2 separate regions of the Homo sapiens genome follow, and region 2 is linked to region 1. Evidence: chromatin loops called from intact Hi-C (ENCODE). Cell type or tissue: PC-9. All regions are shown on one strand. Each heading gives the region's core, and the rest is flanking DNA. Links, peaks and the distances in the headings are about the cores only. Region 1 has its middle 74 kb from the start of TMEM17. Region 2 has its middle 45 kb from the start of EHBP1.

Region 1 (15,055 bases), core at 2,208-10,207:
CGCTGCAGGCTGCAGTGGTGGAAAGCAAAGCAGTTTGACATCTCACAGTACCAGATTAACCTCGTCTAGTGTATCCCCTTGCATGTATGCTTAAGTAGCATTATTAAAGGTCCCCTTCTGTCACTTTAGCCTTGACATATGCCAAGTCTCTGGAAGGGGATAGTGGTAAAACAAAATTTGTTTTTGTCAAGTATTTTTTGAAGGAGTGTATGGATATGAGAAAATGGATATAGTGGGAGAGGATGTCCTAACTTTAATCCAAACTCAGAAGCTGGAATTTAGATTTATGTGATGAACTGGTTACGTTGGGTATCTATCCTCATGTGGGAAAAGGGGGTCCTGAGGAAGCCTTTAAGAGATAACATATCTTGAATAAAGAGTGATGCAGGCAAACTTGATCCAGTAACAAAATTTGAGTGGCAGGAAGGGAGGAGAATGCACATCTTAGCATTTGCCACCAGGAGGGACTCCCCTGATGGTCAGTTTGGTTAATATCCAAGAATCTCAGAGAAGAGAGTCATGTCCACCTTGGGTAATAGCTGTCCTACACCAATCAACTCTGACCAAAATATAGGATCATGTAAGAACGTGTCAGCCGTGAGGTGGGCCATGCTGAGGGGCTTCTGGAGAAGAGGAGGAAGTGCTGAGCAGGCAATCTCATAGATGTTTCCCACATTAAGCCCCTAGCAGAAGTCATGCCTGGATCTGAAGGTTAGCTGTCATTGCCATGCCAATGCACTGACTTCATCATCAGCACATTTGAATAAGTATAAAAGAGGTACAGTTGATTCTAAAAAGGCTGTCTAAAAAAGTTAACAGCGTTCTCAGTTAAGATAGTGAATTGAAGGTATGTACAGTAGTCCCCTCTTATCTGCAGTTTTGCTTTTTGTGGTTTTTGTTACCCCAGTTAACCGCAATTTGAAAATATTAAATGGAACATTCCAGAAATAAACAATCATAAGTTTTAAATTGCATGCCTTTCTGAGCAGCATAATGAAATCTTGTGCCATTTCATTCTGTCCAGCATGGAATGTGAATTATCTGTTTGCCCAGCATATCCATGCCATATATGCTACCTGCCTGTTAGTCCTCAACACCCTCTGCTCCTGACATCCAACCATCAACATCTTCATGACTTAATGATCTAGAATCACCTGAAAGCAGATGATTCTCCTTCCTACTGTCAGAAGGTCAATAGCAGCCTAATGCTACATCACAATGCCTACATCACTCACCTCACTTCATCTCATCATGTAGGCTTTTTTTCATCTAGCATCAAAAGAAGGGTGACTACAGTACAATAAGATGTTTTGAGAGAGACATTCACATAACTTTTATAATAGTATATTATTGCAATTATTCTTAGATATTTCTATTAATCTCCTACCTAACATAAATTAAACTTTATCATAGGTATGTATGTATAGGAAAAAATATAGTTCATATAGGGTTTAATACTATCTGCTGGTTTCAGGCATCCACCATGGCTCTTGGAACATATGTCCTACAGATAAGGGAGGACTACTGTATCTAATTTCACTTTCTTCTGACATAACTAAAACCACATTAAATAAATTTTTACAAAAGACAAACATACCAGTATAGGAAAGATGATAAGGAGCAACAAAATTTTGGAAGCTGGAAAGCAGATGGACAAGCCAAAAAAGCTGAGTCCTAAGCTGGCTTCAAACCACAGAATCTTCAAAAAGCTCAGTAATTGGCAGCATCAGGTATACCTGTGACTTAAATAAGGAAGAAAAAACAACTTGAGAAGCAATTGGATTCCTAGCTGCCTATTTACTCTTTATGGTGCCAGGTGACTTCCTCCCCTGTCCCAGCAGAAGTCTGGAGTTTTTGTGTTTATAGGTATGGCTGACAGCAGGACTTCCTACTGAGGGGAAAAACGAGTTCATATATTCTGACTCCCCACCCCTTTTCTTTCACCTGTTTCTCAGTCAAGCCCTCATCTACCAGGCAGGAGATCAGAAAATTCTCTGGGGAATCTGACCAGAACAAGGCGGGGAAAAAAAAGCAAAGACACTCACTTCAGGGGTCTGCCAAGAAACTGTACATCTGGATTATCTTTAAGTTCAAAGTCAACAAGCCCTGCCCACTTGTCTAGTGCTTTTAATCAGCTTTTTTAGTGCAGAAAACCAAGGATTACTAGATGATATGGTTTGGCTGTGTCCCCACCCAAATCTTATGTTGAATTGTAATTCCCATAATCCCCACGTGTGGTGGAAGGGACCAGGTGGAGATAATTGAATCACAGGAGCAGTTTCTCCCATTCTGTTCTCATGATAATGTGTTAGTTCTCACGAGATCTGATGGTTTTATAAGGGGCTTCCCCCACTTCACTGGGCATTTATTCTTCTCCTTTCTGTCTCTGTGTTTGTTTCTCCTTCCGCCATGATTGTAAGTTTCCTGAGGCCTTTCCAGCCCTGCGGAACAGTGAGTCAATTAATCCTCTTTCCTTTATAAATTACCCGGTCTCGGCTATATCCTATAGCAGCAGAAGAATGGACTAATACACCAGATATCTGAGGACAGTCCCCAGTGAAAAAGATAGAGACCTAAATAAGTACAAAAAAAAAAAAAAGCAACATGAAGCAATGGAGACTACGCAGGGAGAAGAAAACAAACAAGATTTCTCATATCCTCAGATAATAGACAAATGCTGCATACATGAAAGAAGAATAGGAATAGAATAGTATATAAAAGGTCATTTAGAGAACAAAATGAGCTCTTAGAAATTAAAAAAAATTAAAAGACTAGGATGTAAGATTAAAAATTTTCTCAAAGTAGAAGGTTAAGGATTTTTCTCAAAAAGTAGAACGAAGAGTAGACAGAGGAGAGAAAGGGTAAGGAAATGAGAGGTCTGTTCTAGAAGGTTTATTATCCAAATTATAAGAGCTCCAGAAAACATAAATGGAGCAGAGAAAATTATCAATGAAATAATTCAATAAAATTTCTCAGAACTGATGAACATGAATTGCTAGAACAAAAGGGCCTGTATGGATGAAAACAGACCCTCACAAAGGCATGTTGTAAATTTTTAGAACTCTGGGGAAAAAAGAAAATTACGTAAGCTTCTAGAAAGGCATAAACAAGTCACACAAAGTTAAGAATCCAAATAATTTCAGACTCTCAGCAATGTACTATAAACAAGACAAGGGAGCAATACCTTTAAAATACTGAAGGAAAATTATTTCAAAGCTAGAACTTTATACCCAGCCAAACCATCAATCAAACAGGGCTACCGAATTGTACAATTCCAGGGAGCAATATTCAGAATGCAGTGTTAAACAATAAAGTGGCTCACATTCAAGAATGAGGACAGAACAATGACATTTTCAGACATTTAAGCCTCAAAAACTTATTTCACATGCACCCTTTCTCAAACTACTGGGGAATGTGTTCCACCAAAAAAAGTAAACTAGGAAAGAGGGAGACATGAGATATAGACAGGGCTGTCTTTGTGGATATCACCCCATATACTCACACAGGATACTGCACATAGAAGGACCCCATACTTGGTTTAATGCTCTGCTGTTGTCATCTTGAAATTCTTATAATTTTTTAACAAGGGACCCCAGGTTTTCATTTTGCACTGGGCCCCACAAATTGTGTGGTCTGATCTTGGATACAATAAGTACATGATCCATCCCAGGTGAAAGGCAAAAGGAATCCTCATAAGGACAGTGAAGAGAGATTCCAGGACAGCTATCAACAGACAGAGGGCAACTGTTTCAGAGAGGAGCATGAGACTCAAGAGACAGACACGTTGGTGACCTTCATAGCCAAGTTTTCACTGCTATTTTACTCTCTTTTTCAACCCCAGGATAGAATGCTTGAGTGAGCTTGTCCAGATTCTTACTGTGTCATGACCTTTTGCTGAAAAAGCTCCAGCTCTCTATTCCATACCCTGCTGCTTGCATCAGTTGAGGACATTCATTGCATCTCACCAAAGATTGTGCTTAAACCTACATCTGAGAGCTGGAGGTGAGTTAGAAAATAGCATCCCCTACCCTCTGACTTTATTTCTGCCTGACTTCAATACCAGGCTCACCTGAGAACATTGCCAGGTGCTCAGACTGCATGGAGCCCTGTGTTTCCTAGGACTGGTGTATGACCTTGGCCACTAACTTCCCCAGAAAGGGCTCCTGTAAATGCTTAAAGAAGCTGATGCCGAGAAATTCTGTTGCATTCATGCCTGAGGTTTCAACTAATAGAACTTTGATATTTTTTTACACAGCTACTAAATTTTCAAAACTAAAGAATATATTGTTTAGGTATGTAAACATAGGTGGTGAAACCATAAAGCAGGGAATGATTAACGTGAAAGTGCCAATTTTTAAAAAGTGCCAATTAATATTAGCCTCTGGATAACCATGGGTGGGAAGTGAACAGAGGAGAGGTTTTGGGGGCAGGTGCATGGGACTCGTTAATGTTTTATTCTTAAACTAGGTTAGGTAGTGAGTACGTGGGTATGGGGTTTTACAGTTTTTTGTTTTTTGGGTTCTTTGTTTGTTTGTTTTTGTTTTTTTTTTGTTGTTGTTTTTTTGATGAGGTCTCACTCTGTCACCCAGCTTGGAGTGCAGTGGTGTGATCTCAGCTCACTTCAGCCTCCACCTTCTGGGCTTAAGTGATCCTCCCTCCTCAGCCTTCCAAGTAGCTGGGATCACAGGCATGCACCACCATGCTTGGCTAACTTTTTGTGTGTGTTTTTGGTAGAGACAGGGTTTTGCCATGTTGTCCAGGCTGATCTCAAACTCCTGAGCTCAAGCAGTCCACCCGCCTCGGCCTCCCAAAGTGCTGGGATTGCAGCCGTGAGCCACCATGCCTGGCCAGTTTTGGGCTTTTAATTCTTCTTTAAATTGTACCTATATTTTAATAAACTCTTCTAAGGGCAGTGAAAAGTAAAATAATGAATTTCAATGCCATTATCATAGGAAAAATTTCATCAACAGCCAATTTGGCCCTTGAGCCACATCAGTCTATATAGTCCTTTTATCATGGAATTTTGAATAAAAGACCTTAGACCAGCCAGTCCAAACTCCTTTTTATTTGTAACCATTATTATTTTAACTGGCTTTTGGTATATGCTCTTACTGTATAAGTTGCAATATAAATTTATAAGTTCATGTTGTTTTAGATGTGTGGTGAGTTATTAGACTCTCCTTGTTTCCTGGTGGTGTTTCTGTATTTTTCCTTCATCTGAGTCCTTTAACTTTTCTAAAGGTATGCTCAAGACTTTCTTCATTGGCCTTGATAATTTCATTCCACTTAAATATGGGGGTGGGACTGTGGAGGTGGAGACTGAAGGAGCCAACTCTGTCTTTTACCACCACAGTTCTCCTTCCTTTACTTCTCCCCCAGAATGTATTCATTTGGGTTTACTCAGTTCAATGCAAAGAGTTTGGGAGCCCAGGATCTTTTTGCCAAATTGGATGTGAGCTGACTCACTGACATATTTCTCAAGTGACCCATTGGTTCAATGAGTAACATCCTGGAAGAAACATGAGTTATTGTTAATCATAATTATTCCTTCACCTTTCCTGGAATGCCTTTGAAGGCACCAGGCATCAGCAATATCTGTCATCAAAAGCTCTTTTGTCTGCAGTTTCTGTGATTGCATTCAGCTTGTTCACAGCAGAGAGAGGTTTTTTTCCTAAGATGATGGCTTCCCTTCTCTCAAAGGTATCCAATATTTAGCCCGCCTGCAGAAAGGAAGTTGGCACAAGTTCTGAAGAGCCAATCAATTCCTTAGCTTGTTCTTCTTGAACAAGTGACCCTTTCTTGGTAGCTCTAGAATTTCACCACAATTGCAGAAGCTGAGTAACTTGTCAGCTGGTCATTTGTAACCAATAAACTGAAAAGATTATCCACCTTACATTTTGGGTAAATAGACAAAATTTGTAATTCTGGAATTGTGTCTTCAGGGCTGACTGTACTGTGGAATCACATCTGGACAAGATTTTGCTGTAGTTCTTGGCATTCCTGAACAGAATAAAAGCATGAAGGAATTAGAAATCTAAGCCAGAACCCATGCCTATTAATGTAGTTGTCTTCGTGTTAAAATGAGTAAAACATAAACTGAAGCACTGAGGTAAGAGGAATATTAGTTGTAACTTCTTTTGGCTGCAAAGGACAGAAACTCTGTGTACAGGCTTAATAGGAAAGGGACTTATAGGGATGCAAGAGAGTCATAGAAGCCAAGGAGAGAAATGTGGTTTGCCCTCAAGATGAGGTTGGAACCAGGAATGAGAAGGACCCAGGGACTCTTTCTTAACTCTGCTCCCCTTTGTGCATGTACATCATCTTTATTCCTCTTTGTAAATCAACTTTTCTTTGCTTCTCAGTGCAACACAGCCACTCCTGTGTTTGTTTTGTTAGTCATGATAGTCTAGGTTATGTTGAAATAAGAAATAAATCCTGGCTGGGTGTGATGGCTCACACCTGTAATCCCAGCGCTTTGGGAGGCCGAAGCTGGCGGATCAATTGAGATCAAGAGTTTGAGACCAGCCTGGCCAACATGGTGACACCCCATCTAAAAATTAGCCAGGCATGGTGGAGCATACCTGTAATTTCAGCTACTTGGGAGGCTGAGTCATGAGAATTGCATGAACCCAGGAAGAAGAGGTTGCAGCTAGCTGAGATCATGCCACTGCACTCAAGCTTGGGTAAGACGGAGTAAGACTCTGTCTCAAAGGAAAAAAAGAAATCCTAAACCATGAAGATGTTCTTCCTAACTCGTGTCACAATTTTCCATGGGCTGAGCAGCACTTCTCCATCCTATCACTATACCATTTGGAACACGTGGCCTCCGAGGTCACTGTGGCAGGGAAACAGAAAGTGAAAAGAGATGAGAAATATTTTCAACAGTTAGGCCTAAAATGATCTCATAATCACTTCTGTCTATTTCCCATTGGCCAGAACTTAGTCACATGGCCTCAACCTAACTGCAAGGAAAACTGGGAAATGAGATGAGCATTGGGAAGTTAGTGAGCACTAACAATCTCAGTCACATCTCCAATCAGCAGAAAACCCAGACCAATTAGTCCAAACTACTTGTTTCCTGAGGTTGTTTCTATGGGTTCAAACTCTGAATTCCTAGGGAAGAGACTCTTGCCCAGCCTTGCTCAGACTCCTGCCCAGCTCTGATCCAATCTGCTCTGTCTTAGAGGCAGGATCATGTTGAACAGAATATCTGCCAGGATCCCATCACTTTTAACATATGGTTCAAATGTGGAAGAGAAGGACAGTACTCAGAAAGGGTAGGCTTCTCAGACAATCGTTAGTGTCCACTACATAGAAGCATGTTTTATTTCTGGAGCCTCTGAGAATCAATCTTACACTATTTATGCTGTTTCTCAATAATGGTTTCTGGGTTTTAGGGAAAACCTTATTTTAAACATGCAAAAATTATAGTGAACCTATTTAGAAGAGTTAGGACTTACTGCTTTTCCCTCTAGAAAACGATTGACAAGACCTACCTTTGGAAATAAGGTACCTGACTTGTGAGGATGGTTACCAGACACACAAATGTGGAAGCCGTTTTTCCTGATCTCAGTTGAGAGCTGCTACTAGAACACAAAGATGGCACTGGAGTCCTCCCAAATGGACACCCCCCTACTGTGGTAGTCATTAGGGTTTTTCCAAAGAGTCTCATTCTTTTCTCCTTCTGGATATAAGATTGCACACCTCTGTCTCCTTTGTAATTAGATGTGGGGATATGACTTACTTTGGCCAATGAAATGGAAACAGAAGGGACATGTGTCACTGGTAGGCAGAGGCTTGAAGAGCCCCTTCATGATTCATCATACTTTCTTCTCCCTGCTTAGGTGATTGTAGAGGCGTATATTGATATGGAATAGCTCGGCCTGGATCTCCCTGCCTACTCATGCTGGACATCTAGCTTGAGCAAACAGTGAACTTTTCGTTGTGTTGAACCACTGAGACTGGGGCTGTTTGTTACTGTAGATAACCTGATCCATTCCAACCACTATATCATCATATGCAGCCATCCATACCACAAGGGACCCCCACCAACATACACAACCATCTGTGGCAATCTTGCTCAATGTAGAGTGCCCTTCCTTCTCTACGCTATCCCTTGGAGGACCAGTTATATGGTTTACACCAGCTTGGCAGTAATTGTCACACTTGAGTTCATTTGCATGGCCCCTTATTGCAAAAGCCATAGGAATGATAGGGCCATGGATATTTTATTTTTTTATATTTCTTATATATATTTTATTTAAGTTCTAGGGTACATGTGCACAACGTGCAGGTTTGTTACATATGTATACATGTGCCATGCTGGTGTGCTGCACCCATTTACTCGTCATTTAACGTTAGGTATATCTCCTAATGCTATCCCTCCCCTCTCCCGCCACCCCACAACAGGCCCCAGTGTGTGATGTTCCCCTTCCTGTGTCCATGTGTTCTCATTGTTCAATTCCCACCTATGAGTGAGAACATGCGGTGTTTGGTTTTTTTGTCCTTGCAATAGTGATAGTTTGCTGAGAATGATGGTTTCCACCTTCATCCATGTCCCTACAAAGGACATGAACTCATCCTTTTTTATGGCTGCATAGTATTCCATGGTGTATATGTGCCACATTTTCTTAATCCAGTCTATCATTGTTGGACATTTGGCTTGGTTCCAAGTCTTTGCTATTGTGAATAGTGCTGCAATAAATATATGTGTGCATGTGTCTTTATAGCAGCATGATTTATAATCCTTTGGGTATATACTCAGTAACGGGATTGCTGGGTCAAATGGTATTTCTAGTTCTAGATCCCTGAGGAATGGCCATACTATCTTCCACAATGGTTGAACTAGTTGACAGTCCCACCAACAGTGTAAAAGTGTTCCTATTTCTCCACATCCTCTCCAGCACCTGTTGTTTCCTGACTTTTTAATGATCGCCATTCTGACTGGTGCGAGATGGTATCTCATTGTGGTTTTGATTTGCATTTCTCTGATGGCCAGTGATGATGAGCATTTTTTCATGTGTCTTTTGGCTACATAAATGTCTTCTTTTGAGAAGTGTCTGTTCATATCCTTCGTCCACTTGTTGACGGGGTTTTTTCTTGTAAATTTGTTTAAGTTCTTTGTAGATTCTGGATATTAGCCCTTTGTCAGATGAGTAGGTTGCAAAAATTTTCTCCCATTCTGTAGGTTGCCTGTTCACTCTGATGGTAGTTTCTTTTACTGTGCAGAAGCTCTTTAGTTTAATTAGATCCCATTTGTCCATTTTGGCTTTTGTTGCCATTGCTTTTGGTGTTTTAGACATGAAGTCCTTGCCCATGCCTATGTCCTGAATGGTATTGCCTAGGTTTTCTTCTAGGGTTTTTATGGTTTCAGGTCTAACATGTAAGTCTTTAATCCATCTTGAATTAATTTTTGTATAATGTGTAAGGAAGGGATCCAGTTTCAGCTTTCTACATATGGCTAGCCAGTTTTCCAAGCACCACTTGTTAAATAAGGAATCCTTTCACCATTTCTTGTTTTTGTCAGGTTTGTCAAAGATCAGATAGTTGTAGAAGTGTGGTATTATTTCTGAGGGCTCTGTTCTGTTCCATTGGTCTATATCTCTGTTTTGGTACCAGTACCATGCGGTTTTGGTTACTGTAGCCTTATAGTATAGTTTGAAGTCAGGTAGCGTGATGCCTCCAGCTTTGTTCTTTTGGCTTAGGATTGACTTGGCAATGCGGGCTCTTTTCTGGTTCCATATGAACTTTAAAGTAGTTTTTTCCAATTCTGTGAAGAAAGTCATTGGTAGCTTGATGGGGATGGCATGGAATCTATAAATTACCTTGGGCAGTATGGCCATTTTCACGATATTAATTCTTCCTATCCATGAGCATGGAGTGTTCTTCCATTTGTTTGTGTCCTGTTTTATTTTGCTGAGCAGCGATTTGTAGTTCTCCTTGAAGAGGTCCTTCACATCCCTTGTAAGTTGGATTCCTAGGTATTTTATTCTCTTTGAAGCAATTGTGAATGGGAGTTCCCTCATGATTTGGCTCTCTGTTTGTCTATTATTGGTGTATAAGAATGCTTGTGATTTTTGGGCTGAGACGATGGGATTTTCTAGATATACAGTCATGTCATCTGCAAACAGGGACAATTTGACTTCCTCTTTTCCTAATTGAATACCTTTTATTTCTTTCTCCTGCCTAATTGCCCTGGCCAGAACTTCCAACACTACGTTGAATAGGAGTGGTGAGAGAGGGCATCCCTGTCTTGTGCCAGTTTTCAAAGGGAATGCTTCCAGTTTTTGCCCATTCAGTATGATATTGGCTGTGGGTTTGTCATAAATAGCTCTTATTATTTTGAGATACGTCCCATCAATACCTAATTTGAGCGTTTTTAGCATGAAGTGTTGTTGAATTTTGTCAAAGGCCTTTTCTGCATCTATTGGGAGAATCATGCGGTTTTTATCATTGGTTCTGTTTATATGCTGGATTATGTTTATTGATTTGCATATGTTGAACCAGCCTTGCATCCCAGGGATGAGGCCCACTTGATCATGGTGGATAAGCTTTTTGATGTGCTGCTGGATTCGGTTTGCCAGTATTTTATTGAGGATTTTTGCATCAATGTTCATCAGGGATATTGGTCTAAAATTCTCTTTTTTTTGTTGTGTCTCTGCTAGGCTTTGGTATCAGGATGATGCTGGCCTCATAAAATGAGTTAGGGAGGATTCCCTCTTTTTCTATTGATTGGAATAGTTTCGGAAGGAATGGTACCAGCTCCTCCTTGTACCTCTGGTAGAATTTGGCTGTGAATCAGTCTTGTCCTGGACTTTTTTTGGTTGGTAAGCTATTAATTATTGCCTCAATTTCAGAGCCTGTCATTGATCTATTCAGAGATTCAACTTCTTCCTGGCTTAGTCTTTGGAGGGTATATGTGTCCAGGAATGTATCCATTTCTTCTAGATTTTCTAGTTTATTTGTGTAGAGGTGTTTATAGTATTCTCTGATGGTAGTTTGTATTTCTGTGGGATCAGTGGTGATATCCCCTTTATCATTTTTTATTGCGTCTATTTGATTCTTCTGTCTTTTCTTCTTTATTGGTCTTGCTAGCAGTCTATCAATTTTGTTGATCTTTTCAAAAAACCAGCTCCTGGATTCATTGATTTTTGGAAGGGTTGTTTGTGTCTCTATTTCCTTCAGTTCTGCTCTGATCTTGGTTATTTCTTGTCTTCTGCTAGCTTTTGAATGTGTTTGCTCTTGCTTCTCTAGTTCTTCTAATTGTGATGTTAGGGTGTCAGTTTTAGATCTTTCCTGCTTTCTCTTGTGGGCATTTAGTGCTATAAATTTCCCTCCTCACACTGCTTTGAATGTGTCCCAGAGATTCTGGTATGTTGTGTCTTTGTTCTCGTTGGTTTCAAAGAACATCTTTATTTCTGCCTTCATTTCGTTATGTACCCAGCAGTCATTCAGGAGCAGGTTGTTCAGTTTCCATGTAGTTGAGTGGTTTTGAGTGAGTTTCTTAATCCTGAGTTCTAGTTTGATTGCACTGTGGTCTGAGAGACAGTTTGTTATAATTTGTGTTCTTTTACATTTGCTGAGGAGTGCTTTACTTCCAACTATGTGGTCAATTTTGGAATAAGTGTGGTGTGGTGCTGAGAAGAATGTATATTCTGTTGATTTGGGATGGAGAGTTCTGTAGATGTCTATTAGGTCCACTTGGTGCAGAGCTGAGTTCAATTCCTGGATATCCTTGTTAACTTTCTGTCTCATTGATCTGTCTAATGTTGACAGTGGGGTGTTGAAGTCTCCCATTATTATTGTGTGGGAGTCTAAGTCTCTTTCTAGGTCTCTATGGACTTGCTTTATGAACCTGCGTGCTCCTGTACTGGGTGCATATACATTTAGGATAGTTAGCACTTCTTGTTGAATTGATCTCTTTACCATTATGTAATGGCCTTCTTTGTCTCTTTTGGTCTTTGTTGGTTTAAAGTCTGTTTTATCAGAGACTAGGATTGCAACCCCTGCCTTTTTTGCTTTTCCATTTGCTTGGTAGATCTTCCTCCATCCCTTTATTTTGAGCCTATGTGTGTCTCTGCATGTGAGATGGGTCTCCTGAATGCAGCATACTGATGGGTCTTGACTTTTTATCAAATTTGCCATCTTGACTTTTTATCAAATTTGCCAGTCTGTGTCTTTTAATTGGAACATTTAGCCCATTTACATTTAAGGTTAATATTGTTATGTGTGAATTTGATCCTGTTATTATGATGTTAGCTGGTTATTTTGCTCGTTAGTTGATGCAGTTTCTTCCTAGCATCGATGGTCTTTATAATTTGGCATGTTTTTGCAGTGGCTGGTACTGGTTGTTCCTTTCCATGTTTAGTGCTTCCTTCAGGAGCTCTTGCAGGGCAGGCCTGGTGGTGACAAAATCTCTCAGCATTTGCTTGTCTGTAAAATATTTTATTTCTCCTTCACTTATGAAGCTTAGTTTGGCTGGATATGAAATTCTGGGTTGAAAATTCTTTCTTTAAGAATGTTGAATATTGGCCCCCACTCTCTTCTGGCTTGTAGAGTTTCTGCCAAGAGATCTGCTGTTAATCTGATGGGCTTCCCTTTGTGTGTAACCCAACCTTTCTCTGTGGTTGCCCTTAACATTTTTTCCTTCATTTCAACTTTGGTGAATCTGACAATTATGTGTCTTGGAGTTGCTCTTCTCGAGGAGTATTTTTGTGGCATTCTCTGTATTTCCTGAATTTGAATGTTGGCCTGCCTTTCTAGGTTGGGGAAATTCTCCTGGATAATATCCTGCAGAGTGTTTTCCAACTTGGTTCCATTCTCCCCATCACTTTCAGGTACACCAATCAGACGTAGATTTGATCTTTTCACATAGTCCCATATTTCTTGGAGGCTTTGTTCATTTCTTTTTATTCTTTTTTCTCTAAACTTCTCTTTTCACTTCATTTCGTTCTTTTGATCTTCAATCACTGATACCCTTTCTTCCAGTTGATTGAATCGGCTACTGAGGCTTGTGCATTCGTCACATAGTTCTAGTGCCATGGTTTTCAGCTCCATCAGGTCCTTTAAGGACTTCTCTGCGTTGGTTATTCTAGTTAGCCATTCATTTAATCTTTTTGCAAGGTTTTTAACTTCTTTGCTATGGGTTCGAACATCCTTCTTTAGCTCGGAGAAGTTTGATCATCTGAAGCCTTCTTCTCTCAACTCATCAAAGTCATTCTCCTTCCAGCTTTGTGTCGTTGCTGATGAGGAGCTGCATTCCTTTGGAGGAGGAGAGGCGCTCTGATTTTTAGAATTTTCAGTTTTTCTGCTCTGTTTTTTCCCCATCTTTGTGGTTTTATCTACCTTTGGTCTTTAATGATGGTGACGTACAGATGGGTTTTTGGTGTGGATGTCCTTTCTGTTTGTTAGTTTTCCTTCTAACAGACAGGACCCTCAGCTGCAGGTCTGTTGGAATTTGCTGGAGGTCCACTCCAGACCCTATTTGCCTGGGTATCAGCAGCAGAGGCTGCAGAACAGCGAATATTGCTGAACAGCAAATGTTGCTGCCTGATCGTTCCTCCGGAAGCTTCGTTTCAGAGGGGTACCCAGCTGTTGAGGTGTCAGTCAGCCCCTACTGGGAGGTGCCTCCCAGATAGGCTACTCGGGGGTAGGGACCCACTTGAGGAGGCAGTCTGTCTGTTCTCAGATCTCAGACTCCATGCTGGGAGAACCACTACTCTCTTCAAAGCTGTCAGACAGGGACATTTAAGTCTTTAGAGGTTTCTGCTGCCTTTTGTTCGGCTATGCCCTGCCCCCAGAGGTGGAGTCTACAGAGGCAGGCAGGCCTCCTTGAGCTGTGGTGGGCTCCACCCAGTTCGAGGTTCTTGGCTGCTTTGTTTGTCTACTTAAGCCTCAGCAATGGTGGGTGCCCCTCCCCCAGCCTCGCTGCCACCTTGCAGTTCGATCTCAGACTGCTGTGCTAGCAGTGAGCGAGGCTCCGTGGGCTTGGGACCCTCTGAGCCAGGCATGGGATATAATCTCCTGGTGTGCCATTGGCTAAGACCATTGGAAAAGCACAGTATTAGGGTGGGAGTGAGCTGATTTTCCAGGTGCCATCTGTCACAACTTTGCTTGGCTAGTAAAGGGAATTCCCTGACCCCTTGCACTTCTGGGGTGAGGTGATGCCTTGCCCTGCTTCGGCTCACGCTCGGTGTGCTACACCCACTGTCCTGCACCCGCTGTCTGACAAGCCCCAGTGAGATGAACCTGGTACCTCAGTTGGAAATGCAGAAATCACCCATCTTCTGTGTCACTCACACTGGGAGCTGTAGACTGGAGCTGTTCCTATTCGGCCATCTTGGAACCGACCCCCTGGCCATGGATATTTTAAATTGGAAAATCTTTGAATGTGGAGGACTACAGGATAGATTATATTTGAAATAAATATTTAGACACTCCTCACTGCTGTCACCTTCCAGAAGGGTAGGCTGATTCACTGTGCTTACCACAGACTGCCTGCCACAGACCATGCTTTGTTAGAGATTAGATGAAGATGAAGTGCTAAATAGAGAACAAGGAAGAGCATGAGACATTGCTGTGGTTCAATGCAAACAAAGCCTGCTTGTCTATTTCCAGCAACTGTAACATCCTTCACAGGCTCCAGACTAAAGAGCCACGCTTTAACTCACTTTCTAACAAGCTTTGCTTAAGATGTTCTCAGGTCAAATCAAGAAACAGGTAAGTATGATTACCTGTTTATTATGATTATTAAAGGACCAAATTTTACTTTAGTCTCTAAAGATAAGAGACTTAAAGAGATGTATAGCAATAAAGGGGAAATCCTAAGGGTTCTTTCAATACAAGTAGGATGTAGCATATGACCAGACAGAATTTCTAAAAATCTTAGGTAAAGTATTAATGGCACAAGCCAAGGAGTGCTTTGAAGATACCAGAGGTGAAGGCATGCAGTGAAAACTGCCTGAGAGCAGCAAAAAAGCAGCCCTTTGACTGAAGTCCTAAACCTACACACTTGATTAAACATCTCCTTCTCAGCATTCCCCATAACGCTTATTCC
Region 2 (15,737 bases), core at 3,152-11,151, 81 kb after region 1:
GAAACAACAGGTGCTGGAGAGGATGTGGAGAAATAGGAACACTTTTACACCATTGGTGGGACTGTAAACTAGTTCAACCATTGTGGAAGTCAGTGTGGCCATTCCTCAGGGATCTAGAACTAGAAATACCATTTGACCCAGCCATCCCATTACTGGGTATATACCCAAAGGATTATAAATCATGCTACTATAAAGACACATGCACACGTATGTTTATTGTGGCACTATTCACAATAGCAAAGACTTGGAACCAAGCCAAATGTCCAACAATGATAGACTGGATTAAGAAAATGTGGCACATAAATACCATGGGATACTATGTGGCCATAAAAAAGGATGAGTTCATGTCCTTTGAAGGGACATGGATGAAGCTGGAAACCATCATTGTCAGCAAACTATCGCAAGGACAAAAAACCAAACACCGCATGTTCTCACTCATGGGTGGTAATTGAACAATGAGAACACATGGACACAGGAAGGGGAACATTACACACTGGGGACTGTTGTGGGGTGGGGGGAGCGGGGAGGGATAGCATTAGGAGGTTTACCTAATGCTAAATGATGAGTTAATGGGTGCAGCACACCAACATGGCACATGTATACATATGTAACAAACCTGCACATTGTGCACATGCATCCTAAAACTTAAAGTATAATGATAATAATTTAAAAATTATAAGTCAAGTACTAAATAAGTCCCCAGGTGGCCTAAGTAAGGCATTCCCTGGCATCCATAGTATTCAACCTGCAGCCAGGGATGGAGTTCTGTGGAGTTGAGGAATCTAAATCAATAATCTTAGAATGAAAAGGGCATCACTGTCAATTGACTTGGGCTTTCTCCAGTCTTTTAGTATTCAGCAAAACATTGTTTATTTAACTTGATTAGAAAGGTCAGCCCAAATCTACGAGGAGGGACCAAGACAAATGAACAAGTTCTTGATAATGGAAGTGATTTATTGGTTTCCAGTATGGACTCCAATTCAAGTTCTCAGTAATAGCAGATTGGGTTTCTGTTCCTCCTACTGAAACTGACAAGAAAGAGTGAAATTGGTAGGTTAATTCCACAAACACCAGAAAATTCTTATAAACAACTTAGGTAATAATTAGCTCAAACATTCTTCCTTCAATATTTACATCTGCAGGTCTCAACAGGACACACCGATATGTTGCAAGCAACTTCATACCAATCATAGTAGAAGTATCAAAGTTCGCAAGTGATTCACTTTTAACAATAAATCCGAGAACATTTAAGGTTATCACAATAATATCACAGTCACACGTTTGCATTTCCATGTGCTTCTTAAGAGAAAAGGCAGGGGTGGGTTACAGAGATGGAGTCAGGAAATGCACATGGGTCTGTGTTGCTCATGCCAACACTGTTCTTGTATTGTCACAGAAAAAAAAAAAACAGAGAAGGAGAGAACTGCCTTACATCATCAATTTTCTTAAAACCTTTTATCATATGAAGGTAAAACTAAACCTTGCTCGCTCAACTTCCTAATTTTAGGCAATGATTGGAATTCAGTTTAACTTACTGTCTAACCCTCATATAGCAAGGAATGTGGACCTTGAAGACTTATTCACCGCTAAGGTTTTATGAGTATTGTGGTGAAATGAGGCATGGCATGGAAGAATAGTATAATCTGGACAAACTGTGGCATTCCTGGTAAACCCCAAAGGGTGGCACCACCTTGGTGAGGTCACCTCAGGCCAGTCTTGCAGACTGAGAAACTCACCATTGCTAGGGCTCTGACTCTTTTCAGACTGAGACAACTGACTTGAGCTGCTGTCGAAACTTTCAAGAAGTTGCTGTATAATGTTATTCACTTACAGATGTTATTCACTTAAAATGGAGGATACTTCTTTCCAATTACTAAAGCTGCTTCTTTCCTGATCTCATAATACCCGGAGAATTGAATTTATGATTGTAAGTTTGGGTGGGAAACACGGAGTCAGAGAAAAAAGTGGAGAATGATCTTAAGAATATCGTCCAGGCCATGATGAGGTATGTAGAATTATCCTTGACCCACAAGAGACTTCTTCAGTTACCAGACTGAGTGAGTTCCCAGAAGCTGAGCACACTCTCCTCTGAAAAGTGCTGGACAAACTTTGCCAATTTCTTACTCTTAGGGTCTCCTTTTTTTGTGCTCTGAGCTTCCTGAGTCCCTTCCATTCAAACAATTGGTTCAGTTTCAGGAAATTACTGTAACAGTTAGGGTTCTGTGGTTATGTATAATAGAAAGTGACTTCAGCTAACTTGAGCACAAAAGTGGAATTTATTGGAAGAAGCTGAGAACTATTACAAAATTGAATGAAAAGCTGAAGTCCCAGATCTTTAAAAGAATCCATGGAGCTGCTCTGAGGATGCTTGCTACTTGGTAGGGGGAAGCAGACACTTAAATAAAAAGAAGTGCCAGGTAGGTGAGTGCAGTGGCTCACGCCTATAATCCCAACACTCCCGGAGGCTGCTGTGGGAGAGTCAGTTGAGACCAGGAGTTTGAGACAAGCGTGGGCAACGTATTGAAACCTCATCTCTAGAAAATTTTTAAAAATTAGCTAGGTGTGGTGGTGGAGCTATGATTGTACCACTGGACTCCAGCACTCTAGCCTGGGTGACAGAACAAGATCTCATCTCTTAAAAAAAAAAAAAAAGCAATTAAATGTGGCAGTATCACTATAGAAATATGCTAAAAATAAAAGGAATTACAAAGGAGGGATTGGTCAATTGTCCCTGGTAAGGGGTAGGGATAAGTTTCAAGGTAAAGAAAGGCTTCATAGTGGAGGTAATATTTGAGTCAACTCTTAAAAGTAGATTACTTTTAAGTAATCTTATTAGTAGAGTTGATGTTTGCTTGATGGCCAAAGAAAGAAAAGGTATTCAAGGCGCAAAGACACAGAGTTGTGAAAGAGTATGGCATATTCAAAAACATGAATGTCATTCCATATACCTTCAGCGTGGCTTGGTGATGTGGAGTTTCATGAGAAAAATGAGACTGGAGAGGGAGCAGAAGACTGACTGATCACAAAGAACCATGTAGCAATAAACTGTGGTCGTAGAAGAGCAGTATCAGATCCAAAAAATAAGTTTTATGTATAAAACTTCTACAAACAAGAAACTTAAAAAAAAAAAGGACTCATAGAGATTATTTTTCCCTTCTTCCTTCTTCCTTCTTCCTTCCTTCCTTCTTCTTCTTCACTCTGACAACTGATTCCCTCCCCACCAACCTTCCTGTTCCCCATACACACAAATCTACAATCATCCATGATATTTCATGCCCACAGTTGTTTTTAAAATCTTAGAATAAGGCCATCCGTACAAAGTAATCTCATCAAGACTGATCAGACTTCATCTCCTTGAGAACAATTCTCTGAAAATCTTACCCTGGTAGCAGAAGATTGTGACAGTAATAATTTGAGCAATTTCCAGTAGCTAATTTCCCTTGGTAAGAAAAAATATTAAACCTGCTTCTCTAATCCATACTTGGCCTCCAGATGTGTTCAAACTAGTTCTTCCAGCTGGAGCTACAGAGGGTAATTCATAGAGCCAAAACTAAGTCTCAGACTATTCTGGACTCTTTTTCCATCATCCTCATGGATATGGTAATGTAACATGTGGCACATCCAGACATAAATAAAACTTGGGAAGGAAGAATTCTGAAGGATTTTGTCCATTCTGGGCACAAGAATCTTGACCATAATAGTGAGTGTGCATTCAGCTCAGGTACCTATGAAATTTTAGAGTCTTTTAATTTTGGAATTTATGAAGACAACCAATGGATTTGTTGAGAACAACTAAGTCTTCTTTCCGAAATGAGAGTTTAATACTTACATATTTTCTCATATACAGTTAAATGTAGTAAAGGGTGTTTTGTATTTAATATATTATTTATTGTGTATTCCGCAGTCTTTGTCCTTTCCTTACTAAGGAACTAGAGAAAGCCCCTAATTAGTATGGCCTAAGAACTGTTCTTGTTCTTGTAGGTTTTAGAAATCCTCTTGTCCCAGCTCTCTGTGCTAGTATTCCACTTCTCTTTTTGAGGCCTTCACTTCTTTTTATTTTTTCTCTTTTATAAAAAGAGACAGGGTCTTGCTGTATTGCCCAGGCTGGTCTCGAACTCTTGGCCTGAAGGGATCCTCCTGCCTCAGCCTCCCAAAGTGTGGGGATTACAGGGATGAGCCACTGTGCCCAGCCCAGGACTTTAGTTCCAATGGCAGGTTTATAGGTTTTGTTTATGGGTTCTTCAAAGTGCAGTCTTTAAGTTTTTGCTGGTTGCTTTCTACAGAAGGCTTTGCTTTCTTTCAAAATGCTCTGCAAAATGCCAGCTGCCTGCTTTATTGATTGGCAGGAATGGTTACATGTTGCAGCAGCTTTCTTTCTATCTGTCTCTCTAACCTGAATGTTCTGGGGTCACATTGTGTCTGTACCAGTTGTGTTCTCTGATATAGAAAATAGGGAGTAGGAGGACTGACTGTCTTTCAACACCGTTGATGTCCCTATTTCCCTTTTTCACATTGCCTCCCTTCCCCCAATAAATAGCAGCTCATAACATTTTGCCCAATAGGATATAACATTAATATCTCTGCTAATAGAGAAAATAAATAAAACCAAACACTACTTTTAATTTTGTACATGATTATAATTAAAATCTCTAATAAGGACGGGATTTTTAAGAAGACCCTATGATTGTTTGTAAATTTTGATTCTCCACACTATTTCAGATCCTTATTACCATAGTGCTTTTCAACTGTGGCAGATGGCATTTTCCAAGCATGGCTGCAACAATATCTCCCATCCCACATGTTCTTCTGTAATGTGGCACTGCTACCTTCCATCAAGAGGTGGCTATTTCTCCACCCCCTTGAACCTGGAAGGCCCCATGCTTTCTTTGACAACAGAATACAATGGAAGTTGTGGTGTACAGGTTCTGTGCATAGCCATGAATTGGCCTGGCAGTTTCAATTCCTGTCTCTTAGAAGACAGCTGCTGTGTAAGAAATGTGACTACCCAGAGATCACCATGCTGTGAGAATCACAAACCACACTAAAAGGCCCTGGAGGATGAGATGCCACATGGAGACAGAAAGAATCCAAGGATACCTGAAGTGCTGGACAAGGGAATGAAGAGGCCATCTTGGACATCCAGCCCAACAAAGCCTTCAGATGGCATCATGACTGTTACTGCATGAAAGACCCCAAGCAGGAACTTCCTGGCTAGGCCTAGTCAACCAACAGGACCAAGAGAGATAATAAAGTGTTGCTTTTAGCCGCTAAGTTCTGGGGTGGTGTGTTAAGCAGCAGTTAATGGCTGGAACGCAACCAATGTTGTCTACAGTGGAGTCTAAGGGGAATCTTCTTCCCAAAGTTTAAATGGAGTAGCTCTGTTTTTAATCTATTTCACATTTTGGGGTTCTTCATAAGAAATTATTTATAAAAAAGTAGCTCCATGTCTCAAAAAGTTTGACTATCACTCCATAGATAATTGAGAGTTGGCTAAATAAATATGGGCCACCCTTGCAGACCATAAAAAGCATATTGTGACAGCAAATATTTCCTGACTAGATTGCTTCAGACAAATATATTTAGGCCATTCTGAGTGGATGTGTATTTTTATGTGATTTCTAAAGCCCTATCAAAGGATTCCAATTCCGGTTTCTAACACTCCTCACCATTAGGAAATCCTTTTTCAGAGACTCATAGACTCTCGACTATGCTCTACTCCAACCCCTGCCCTTGTTTGAGTTAAAAAAAAAAAAAAAAAAAAAAAAAAAAAGAAACTCATGGCATCTCTCTTAGTGATCTGGACTGTAGCTCTTGGAAGAGAGCAAAAACTACTTTCTTTGGTGTCAATGTCTTGTGTTAGGCATAAGATGATGAGAAAATGTGTCTTAATATTATTTTAATTGGAAATAATTTCTTGTAAAATTGTACACCTATGGCCCTGAGCTTTGCCTAAAGCATTTGAAGTGCCCTTGCCAATCAACACCATTTTTACTTCAACACTTAACAATGCTATTTGTAGAAAGATTTCCTTAAAGGCTTTCAGCGTGCTCAGCTAAGAGCGGTGTTTTTAGTCTTGCTACACTAGTGTACTGGTTCCTTTTATCATTCAGACCATCTGTGATGAAGTCTATTTTGTTAACTCAGAAAACCTCAATTTCTGTGAGACTTTAAAATGAGGCATTAACATATTTTTATGGATTGTGCTACCATTATGGTTTTGGAGACTTCTCATCTCTGTTATTAAAAAGAAAAATCCTGCCATCTAAGCTTCTCATAAGAAACTATTTTTACATTCATAATCTTTAAAGATGCTTATGGAAAGAAGTGCTTTGAACTCTTTCAGTAAGATTTTAGTTCAGCCTAAAGCTTAACAATAATGTAATTTGAGTGAGGGTGGCTGATCCCCACCTGTCAGTGATGCTTCAGGAAGATACATAAATCACAGCCAGCATCTCAACTGAAACCAGTTTAAAAATTCATGCGGCTAACAGTCATTCCTGTGTGATCTGGTTTCTTAATACCTTATTACACCCTGCATACTGGGATTTTAGGCCTGGAATGTACCTTTAAAATTATCTTATTACACCCCTTTCTTCTATAGATGAGTAAACTGAGGTCACAGATTGTGACTGGAAAGCATACTTTCTTTCCACTATCCCTTTGCTGGTCAAAGTGTGCTTGGACCGGTAGCACCACCTAGGAGCTTGTGAGAAATGCAGGGTCTTGGGCATCCCACCAGACCAATTGCATCAGAATCTCCATTTTTATAAGGTCTCTACATGATTCCTATAAGTACATTCATGTCTGAGAAACCCTGCTTGATACCACATCTGTTTCCCAAAAGCAGTGCAAGGCTCTGTAATCCAATCAATCCAGATTCAAAATCCAGATTTTCCACTTTCCAACTAAGTGAACAAATTACACAACCTCTCTGGTCCTGCTTCCTCGGTAGTTAAATGTGGGTATTAATACCTACTCTGAAAGGTCATCATGGGTTTAAATGAAACAGTCTTTATATAGTTCCTATTCAAGTGTCTGAGGATAGACTGCTCAATAAATGGAAACTGCTGCTATTGCTGCTACTATGGCTACAACTATCGCTGCTTTGCTACTATTGCTGCTGCTGCTGCTGCTCCTGCTGCTATTACTACTTCTACTGCTACTACTGCTATTGCTACTAGTACTACTGCTGCTACTACCACGGCTCTTTGTATCATTGCTGCTACCACTGCTGCTTCTGCTTCTATCACTAATTCTACTGCTATTACTGCTAATAGCTGCTGCTGCCACCACCATGGTTATTAATATCTCAAAAAGGGAAAGTAACCTTTCAGACATTGACAAGTGTCCAAAGTGAAACTGAAGCCCAGGTACACTTCCTAATTTCCCGTCTGCTTTAAGTATAGCTAAATACTAGAGCCAACATTCTTGTTTAAGGCCTTTTCAATCCTTGGAGTAAAATGTAGAAAAAGGAGACAGCTTTTTAAAGATTTCTATTTAAACCTCCTGGAACAGTAAAGTCAATTTGCTCAATTCTGTGTCTTCTCAAACCATTATAGCTTCAGTGGGTCTGAGTTTCTTCTAGGTGGCAGCTTCTGTTTCCTTTAACTATGGAATACTGCCTTTCTCTAATTTTGCTTCTGGCTTCCAAAATATTTTCCACAGAAAGTTTTACTGGATCTGATAGTACATTTGTTTTCTTAGAAAACAGGATATATGTTAAACTCTGAGGTGACCTACTAATTTCAGTCTTTGTCCTTTCAGCACTCAGCCCTATGCTTAGATGTACTCACTTTTCCTTGCTTACGTGACCCCATTTTGAATAATTGTAAAGGGGGAAACACCCTCATTACATACAAATAGAATTTTGCCATTTTGCAAACTGAGATAGATGTTGATTTTCTTTGAGGTCCCAGAATGACTTCTAATCCTTGTTCTTAGAACTGAACATATGTGACTCAATTTGAAAACAATGGCTAAAATGTTAACCTCTTAGCTCCAGCTAGACTGGATTCCAAAAAGTTATAGATCCTCTGGGTAGTGGAATAGCATATTTGTTTGGAATGCACCCAAATATCCTAACAAGATTTGTGAAAGCATTTTGCAACCATTGACACCTAACCACAAAATGTCTTCACATACTCAACTAGTGACGTGTAAACAGAAGAACAGGATTGTGTAGCAGAGCCAGTTTCAGGCAGCCCCACAACAGAAGATAATGCATTTCCACACTTTGTAAGAAATGGCATGGCCTAATATGAATGGATACCATGAAAATTGTGCATCTGAGCACATGAGTGGGCTCTTCAGTACCAGTGGAAATCTAGGATGAAATGGAAAGCCCTTGAACAAGCCATGCTAGAAATGATACAACCCAACCTGTTACGGAGGTGAAAAAGTGCTGGGCTTTCCATCCCTCGGAGGCTGAGACTGCTTGGCTACTGCTAGGAGAGTACAGCGATGGGTATCTCAGCATGGGGTGGCATCTTGTGCTTGCTCAGTTTAGCAAGCACTGTGCCTTGTGCTTGTAATGAACACTTAAGCATTTGAAGGATCTAAATGAATCAGAAGATCTAGTATATATTTCTCAAAGCCCTCCCCCTTGCTCACTTACAAATTGGCTAAATTCACAAACAAGCTGCTTTATCAATTCAAGGAGCCTTGCATGACTCCAAGTGAGTTACAAGTCTTAGATGTAAATAAGAAGTTTAACATTTTCTGAGTGGGAATATAGATATAGAAATATACTGTGCTGTCCTGAATTCCAAAGGTGGCATTTCCCACTATCAAAAAAGGTTTAAATTATTTAAAAAATAATTTTAAATTATTTATGTATTTACTTATTTATTTTTAAGCACTTACATGATACTAACCAAACACTATTTTAAGCACTTTACAAATATAAATTCACTTAATACTCACAGTCATCTTCACTAGGAAGGTATTACTCTTGTCATCATTCTATAGAGGGGAAATAAAGTCATAGACAGTTTAAGTAACTTGCCCAAAATTACACAGCTAATAAATGCCAGGATTGGAACTCAAGCAGTTTGGCTCTAAAGTCTATGCTATCACTTACTATGCTACATTATGAGGTTATTATTTTGGAATTTTCTTTATACTTAACTAGTAGATAAAATTTTTAGCTTGCAATACTAATGAAACCGTGATGGTGAATTCAACAGTTGAATGTGCTAATTATTGGAGCTCTGCATATATAATATATAAGCTATAGGCTATATTTTTAATATCAAAGTCTTTATTCGCTAACTTTTTCAGTTTACAAGATTATGATAGCTTTTCCTTTTAGGATCATGTGTTATTATAAACTAAAAATATAAAAAGCAAGCTAAGCACTATTTTAAAAAACATCCTAAAGGTACAATGCAAGGGACCAGTTACAAATGCCCAGAACCTGCTAGAGATTTGTAAGAAATCATTTAAAAGAGACTGGAAATACATTATTTGCCTGTTGAACACCTCAGTTCTTCCTTTCCATGCTGCTATTTGCATGAAAATTTGCTGCTTAGGTCAGGGCTTATGATAGGTTAGAAAAGTTTCCAATAGCCGAACACAAACCCAGGAATCAAAGTCCCCCAAATATACACAAAGGAAAAAACACACACACAACCTACCTAATCTGTAGCTAGAGTGCTTCTGGGCCATGGAACCACCCCATTGTGCCTTGGCCACTCCAGCTCAGAAACCAGAGTGTTGCCATGGTGGCAGGGACCCAACCGTGAGGGCTGGTTTCAATACCCAGCAGCTGTTCACTTCAGAAAAAGCAGGATGGCAGCCCACTTCTGAATGCGCATTTTTCTCTAGGCTTTGACCTGACCTGAATATTGTTTCTCATTGAATTTCCTTTTATTTATTTCTTTTTAGATATCAACTTTCCTTGAACTTTTCCTGTCATTTGTGTTGCAGTTGGCAGAACTACAGAACTTCTCCCTTCTGCAAAAAATGTGTTTTTTTTCTTTAACCATTTCTAAGTTTTTCCCTGTGTTGTCTTTATCTCCCCCACTTCTATATTTTACACACACACCTGTGCCTCATTATATGACGACCCAGGACAAATTCATCAGGTTTGTTTATTCCAAGAAGTGTGAAGGCCTCAGGTAGCCCCCTAAAAAATCCCTCCATGACTCACCTGACAGCAGAAATTTGTCCTATGAAACTTTGGAGCTGGATTAGAAAATATGACCCTTTACTCTCTTCATTCTGGCCATGGTCATAGAATCTGTGTTTAATCCTAAACACATTCTCAATTCACACTTGATTCATAACCTGCTTTTTTCTTCTCTTTGTTTACATGTTGGCAAAACATAAGGAATGTAAAAATATAAAAACTATTATGAATTATGAGCCCTGCTCACAAGGATTGTAGAAAAACTGTTCTTGATGCAAAAAGGAGCTGCACTATATTTAAGGTGAATTTATCCCTCTCCAGCTCTAAAGGAGTTTGGAATAATTTATAAATGAGGTTGTACTGCTGTTGAATATTTTTTTTAACTAGAAACAGTTTGTTTACAAGTTGTTACTAAAGACTGTCAGAAAAAAATGCTTGTGGACATGGTATCCAAAAGGCTGACAGAACCCAGAACTTGCTTGGTATTCATTTGAGAGCTCATCCAACATTATCCTGCACAGTGTATAATTACTTGCATGTTGGGAGCCAAAAAAGGGAATGTAACCCTGTGAGTGTGTGTTTATACTGAAAAGTTGGAGAAGCAAAACAATTCAGCAGCATTCTTCATCCCAACATCTGGGAATAATTAATTTGCTAGCTATGATGTATAACATGAAGTTGATAAAGTTGCCTGAAGCTCTGCATTTAGACCATTTGCCTTATTTAAAGCTTTCTGCTTTAGGGTTTAACACTGTGGCTAATTTTAGTAAATCTTTTTCTTTTTATTCCTGAAATGCTGTGATGAGGAGGAACCTTCTGCTTATAGTTTCTTGATCATTTTCTTTTTGCTCTTATTGTCAAAGTGTTCAGGAAGCTGACACTCACAAACTTTGCCTCCTTCTTCCTCTGCAGTGCAATGCTGCAAGAAAAAGTTCTAGAAACTGAGGCCCTGGAAAATGTCATTGGGTTTTTACATCTCTCTCTCTTCTCTCTTCTCTCTCTCTCTCTCTCTCTCTCTGTCTCTCTTTCTCTCTTTCTCTCTTCTCTCTCTCTCTCTCTCTCTCTCTCTCCTAAACACATATTTGAGCTCTGAAGAGTTTCTCTGGAATAGAGAATGTGTTTTTGTTCCATTTTACAAATCTTAGGCTAGGATACTGGAGACTGTCATGTGAGACTCTCAGTATATTACATATGGAAGGTATTGTGACAAGTTCTGATGGTTTATGTTAGGTGCTACATTCCCTTGATTGTGACTTTTAGAAAGAAAGCACAATATAAATACAATGTCATCTTATTGAATCTAACAGTTCAAGGTGGTACAGGGGGCTTTTCAGTCCCAGGGCTGTCTCCTCCAGTTTCTCACTGAGGCATGCTAGAGTGAAACACAGTTGTTACTCTGACCTTAGTTTGTTTAATTTGGGATTTCAGAATAAGAGCAAGTATCTTATTTTTATTGGCTGAGTGCTCCCAGCTTTGAACAGTGCTAAAAGTTTTCTATAGCACTTTTGAAAGCTCATATTTCACAACATCCAGCTATTTTCTTTGGAATCCTGGTGAGAAACAAACTGAGGAACTCCCAATATAGTCAGGCTGAGACTATCTCATTCCCCTCTGTCTTTTCTTAAGACTTATCTCCACACTTTGACAACTGTTTCACATCACTTGTGCCCTGTATTTTGGGATTCTTTGGACTAAATTATATGTTGTTGTCCTTCATGGTGAAAAATGATAACTTCTAGAAAAATGATAATTTTCTATTTATATAGATAGGGGTTGTACTCACAAAGAGTAATGGCCTGAGGGCTTGTCCTCAGCCCAGCACACGCTCACTGGCCCGAGGGAGAAGATGCTTGGGCAGGGTTGCTGCTTTTGCTCATCTGCCTCTACACTCACAGTCTCTGCATGTTGTGACAGCTTCCTGCTTCCTCCTTCAGAGCTTAGAAGCAGGGACTGGACCTTCTTATCAGTGTCTAAGTAGTCATGCCATAGCTTCCAGATGCCTGTGCATGGGCCAGTGACTGGGTTGACACTGGTTGGTTATGAGGTTTCCATGACCTGTTTTCTGATACAAAAGAAAGAAAGAAAGAAAGAAAGAGAGAGAGAGAGAGAGAGAGAGAGAGAGAGAGAGAGAGAGAGAGAGAGAGAGAGAAAGAAAGAAAGAAAGAAAGAAAGAAAGAAAGAAAGAAAGAAAGAAAGAAAGAAAGAAAGCAAGCTCCCTGAATACAGGGACCTTCCCTGTCATGTTTACCACCTAGAAAAATTTCTGGTGCCTATCACTTAATAAATATTTGGCTAATGAATGAAAAAACAGATAAGTGGAAGAGTAAGGTGAGTTTTTCCTGATACTGAATGTATTCATTTTCAGAATATAAACTTCTGATACTGTGTCCTTCCTACCTTTTTGCTTTTACAATTTATTTATTTTTGTTAACAAAATGATATAAGTCTAAAGAGTTACTAGGAAGATTTTGGGCAAAAAGGAAGTATTAAGCAACCTGATGTCAGTTTCCAAAATTCTTGCACTGGCCTATAAAATTCAAAATTTGGAAATCACTGCCCCATGCATGCTTTTTCTTGCTATTGCCTTGTCTTTCACAATGTACGTTTTCTTCATAACATTTGCCTATGAAGGGGAAATAAAAGGTTAATGCCTATGAACCAAAATGAAAAACATAATTCTAAATCCATATCACTAACATTGAGCATCCACTTTGTGCCAGGCCCTGAGGTATGCACATTCACACGCTGTCCCACAAAAGTCCTGAGAGGCATGTGTTATTACTTCCCTTTTACAGATGAAGTGACAAGTGAGCCAGATTTTGGATGATCCAAGGAAGTTATGGGTGGCGGAGGAGATCCAGGAGAGGTTAATGGAAGATGTGGGACTGAATTGAGTCTTGCTAGTCAAAGATAATTTGGCTGAAGAAGAGGATGGCATTCTGGCAAGAATAAAGATGAGGAGAAGGAATGCGCACCACATAATTTGGAACAGAGTCCAGACTGACCTGAATGGAAAGCAAGCTGCAGATAGGAAGACTGTGTGCACATAGATAATTGGACAAGATCCTCATTTTGCAGGTATTTGGTTGGTGTCTTAGTCCGTTCAGGCTGCTATAAGAGAATACTATTGATTGGGTGGCTTATAAACAATGAAATTGTATTTTTCACAGCTCTGGAGGCTAGGAAGCCCAAGATCAAGGCACCACCAGATTCAGTGTCTGGTTCATAGACAGCTTTGTTGTGTTCTTACATAGCAGAAGGTGGTGAGGGTGCTCTCTGGAGCCTCTGTTATAAGAGCGCTAATCTCATTTATGACAGCTCCAGTGTCATGACCTAATAACCTCCCAAAGGCCTTATCTCTAAATGCCATCACACTGGGCATTAGGATTTAACATATGAATTTTGAGGGGACAAAAACATTTAGTCTATTTGTCTAAAACTTGCTGACAATTTGGCTTCCCATTCAACGAGTCAGTGTCCTTAAAGACATATTTGTCTCTTTGAATTTGTTTACTTGACTGTTTTGGGCTCCAGTGATGCTGCCTGGGAATATTCAGAAGCTGGGTGATTGTGCTCTTAACTGCCAAGCATGTTTTCCTATAAGGAAGATTCTCTTCAGACCTTAGTACACAATCTGAGGGTCTTTAAGCATAATCAGTCAATAGCTCTGTTGCTGAGTGTGCAATGTGTTCTTAGTTTTCTACAAGAGCTCAGAACTTTCCCAAAGGAGCAGAAGCCTAGCCTATTACAAGTTTCAACCCCACTAATGCATGCATAAGCTTAATATAAATATTGTATGAGGCCGGGTGCAGTGGCTCACCCCTGTAATCCCAGCACTAGTACTTTGGGAGGCCAAGGCGGGCAAATCACCTGAGGTCAGGAGATCAAGACGAGACTGGCCAACATGGCAAAACCCTGTCTCTACTAAAAATACAAAAATTAGATGGACATGGCTGCAGGCACCTGTAATCTAACTATTCAGGAGGCTGAGGCACAAGAATCGCTTGAACCCAGGAGGCGGAGGTTGCAGTGAGCTGAGATTGTGCCATTGCACTCCAGCCTGGGCGACAGAGCCAGACTCCATCTCAATAAATAAATAAATAAATATTGTGTGACACTAATCTTACTAGAAAGTCCTATTTTTTTCAATGGTGATAGCCTATGCATTTAAGGATATGCTCACCATATTAACTCTATGTCATCTCACTCATTGAAGAATGAAAAGTTGGTAAACTTGGCAAGATATGTATTTGTAAAGCACCTAGCTCAAAGCCACGTGGTAGGTGTTGAAGCTACAATAGATTCCTATTATTCATGGATTTCATATTTAGGGATTTGCCTACACACTAAAAGTTATTTGTGGGCCAGGCGTGGTGGCTCACGCCTGTAATCCCAGCACTGTGGGAGGCCGAGTAGGGGGTGGATCACGAGGTCAGGAGATCGAGACCATCCAGGCTAAGAAGGTGAAACCCCATCTCTACTAAAAACACACAAAAAATATTAGCTGGGCATGGTGGTGGGCACCTGTAGTCCTAGCTGCTCAGGAGGCTGAGGCAGGAGAATGGTGTGAACCCGGGAGGCGAAGGTTGCAGTGAGCGGAGATCGTGCGCCACTGCACTCCAGCCTGGATGACAGAGCGAGACTCTGTCTCAGAAAAAAAAAAAAAGTTATTTGTAACCCCAAAATGAACACTCATGGTGCTTTCATTGTCATTCATGGACATGCACAGAGCAGTGAAAAATTTTAGTCATCTGACATACACATCCCCAGCTGAGGTTAAACAAGGTGATGCTGTGCATTCTTGTTCCAGCTCTCATACTGTAAACAAGTGTCCTTTTTGCAGTCTATTTAATGCCATGTTTTTCACATTTGTGTTTTTCTTGATAGTTTTGATTCTTTTTTTTTGAAATGGACTCTTGCTCTGTTTCCCAGACTGGAGTGCAGTGGCACAGTCTTGGCTCACTACAACCTCTGCCTCCCAGGTTCAAGTGATTCTCCTGCCTCAGCCTCCCGAGTAGCTGAGATTACAAGTGTGTGCCACCACGCCTGGCTAATTTTTGTATTTTCAGTAGAGATGGGGTTTCACCATGTTGGCCAGGCTGGTTTCGAACTCCTGACCTCAAGTGATCCACCCACCTCGGCCTCCCGAAGTGCTGGGATTACAGGCGTAAGCCACTGAGCCCAGCCGATTTTGCTTTTTAAGATGGACCCCAAGTGTAGTGCTAAAGTGCTATCTAGTGTTCCTAAGCACAAAAATCACCTTACAGAGAAAATATGTGTTAGATAAGCTTTGTTCAGGCATGAGTTACAGTGTTGTTGGCCATGAGTTCAATGTTAATCAACAATATATATTAAAGTAAACAAGGCATCTTTAAACAGAAACACACATAAAACATAATTATGTATTGATTGGTTAACAAAAATGTGACAAGAGGCTTGCAGGAATCTACTCCTCTATATTCCCTAGGGGTGTTGGCTCACTATTTGCTAATCAGTGTTGTCAGTGACTTTATAGAACATAACTATTATGAATAGTAAGAATCTACTGCATTTATTATTATAGTAGTTCAAGAAAGCCAAACTGTGTGATTGCTCCCTAAGCCTAATC

Evidence for each region. Peaks named below come from ENCODE experiments on the same cell type or tissue, not always from the same donor. Only the 100,000 strongest peaks of a DNase experiment are listed, where the experiment ranks them.
Region 2: it touches region 1 in a loop (5-fold over the local background); 6 of 110 quality-filtered maps call a loop at or near these places.

Annotation. Positions count from the first base shown.
Region 1 is chr2:62,572,645-62,587,699 of GRCh38, forward strand. No RefSeq gene overlaps it. Among named protein-coding and RNA genes, the nearest start is that of TMEM17, 74 kb to the left of the region's middle. RefSeq lists an enhancer at 5,134-6,333. In PC-9, for the core only: no CTCF peak of the experiment used is centred there; DNase peaks (open chromatin) are centred at 5,577 and 6,407; H3K4me3 peaks cover 594 bases; H3K27ac peaks cover 4,744 bases.
Region 2 is chr2:62,652,973-62,668,709 of GRCh38, forward strand. No RefSeq gene overlaps it. Among named protein-coding and RNA genes, the nearest start is that of EHBP1, 45 kb to the right of the region's middle. RefSeq lists enhancers at 7,071-7,170, 7,221-7,330, 9,611-9,660. In PC-9, for the core only: no CTCF peak of the experiment used is centred there; a DNase peak (open chromatin) is centred at 8,099; H3K4me3 peaks cover 1,192 bases; H3K27ac peaks cover 3,466 bases.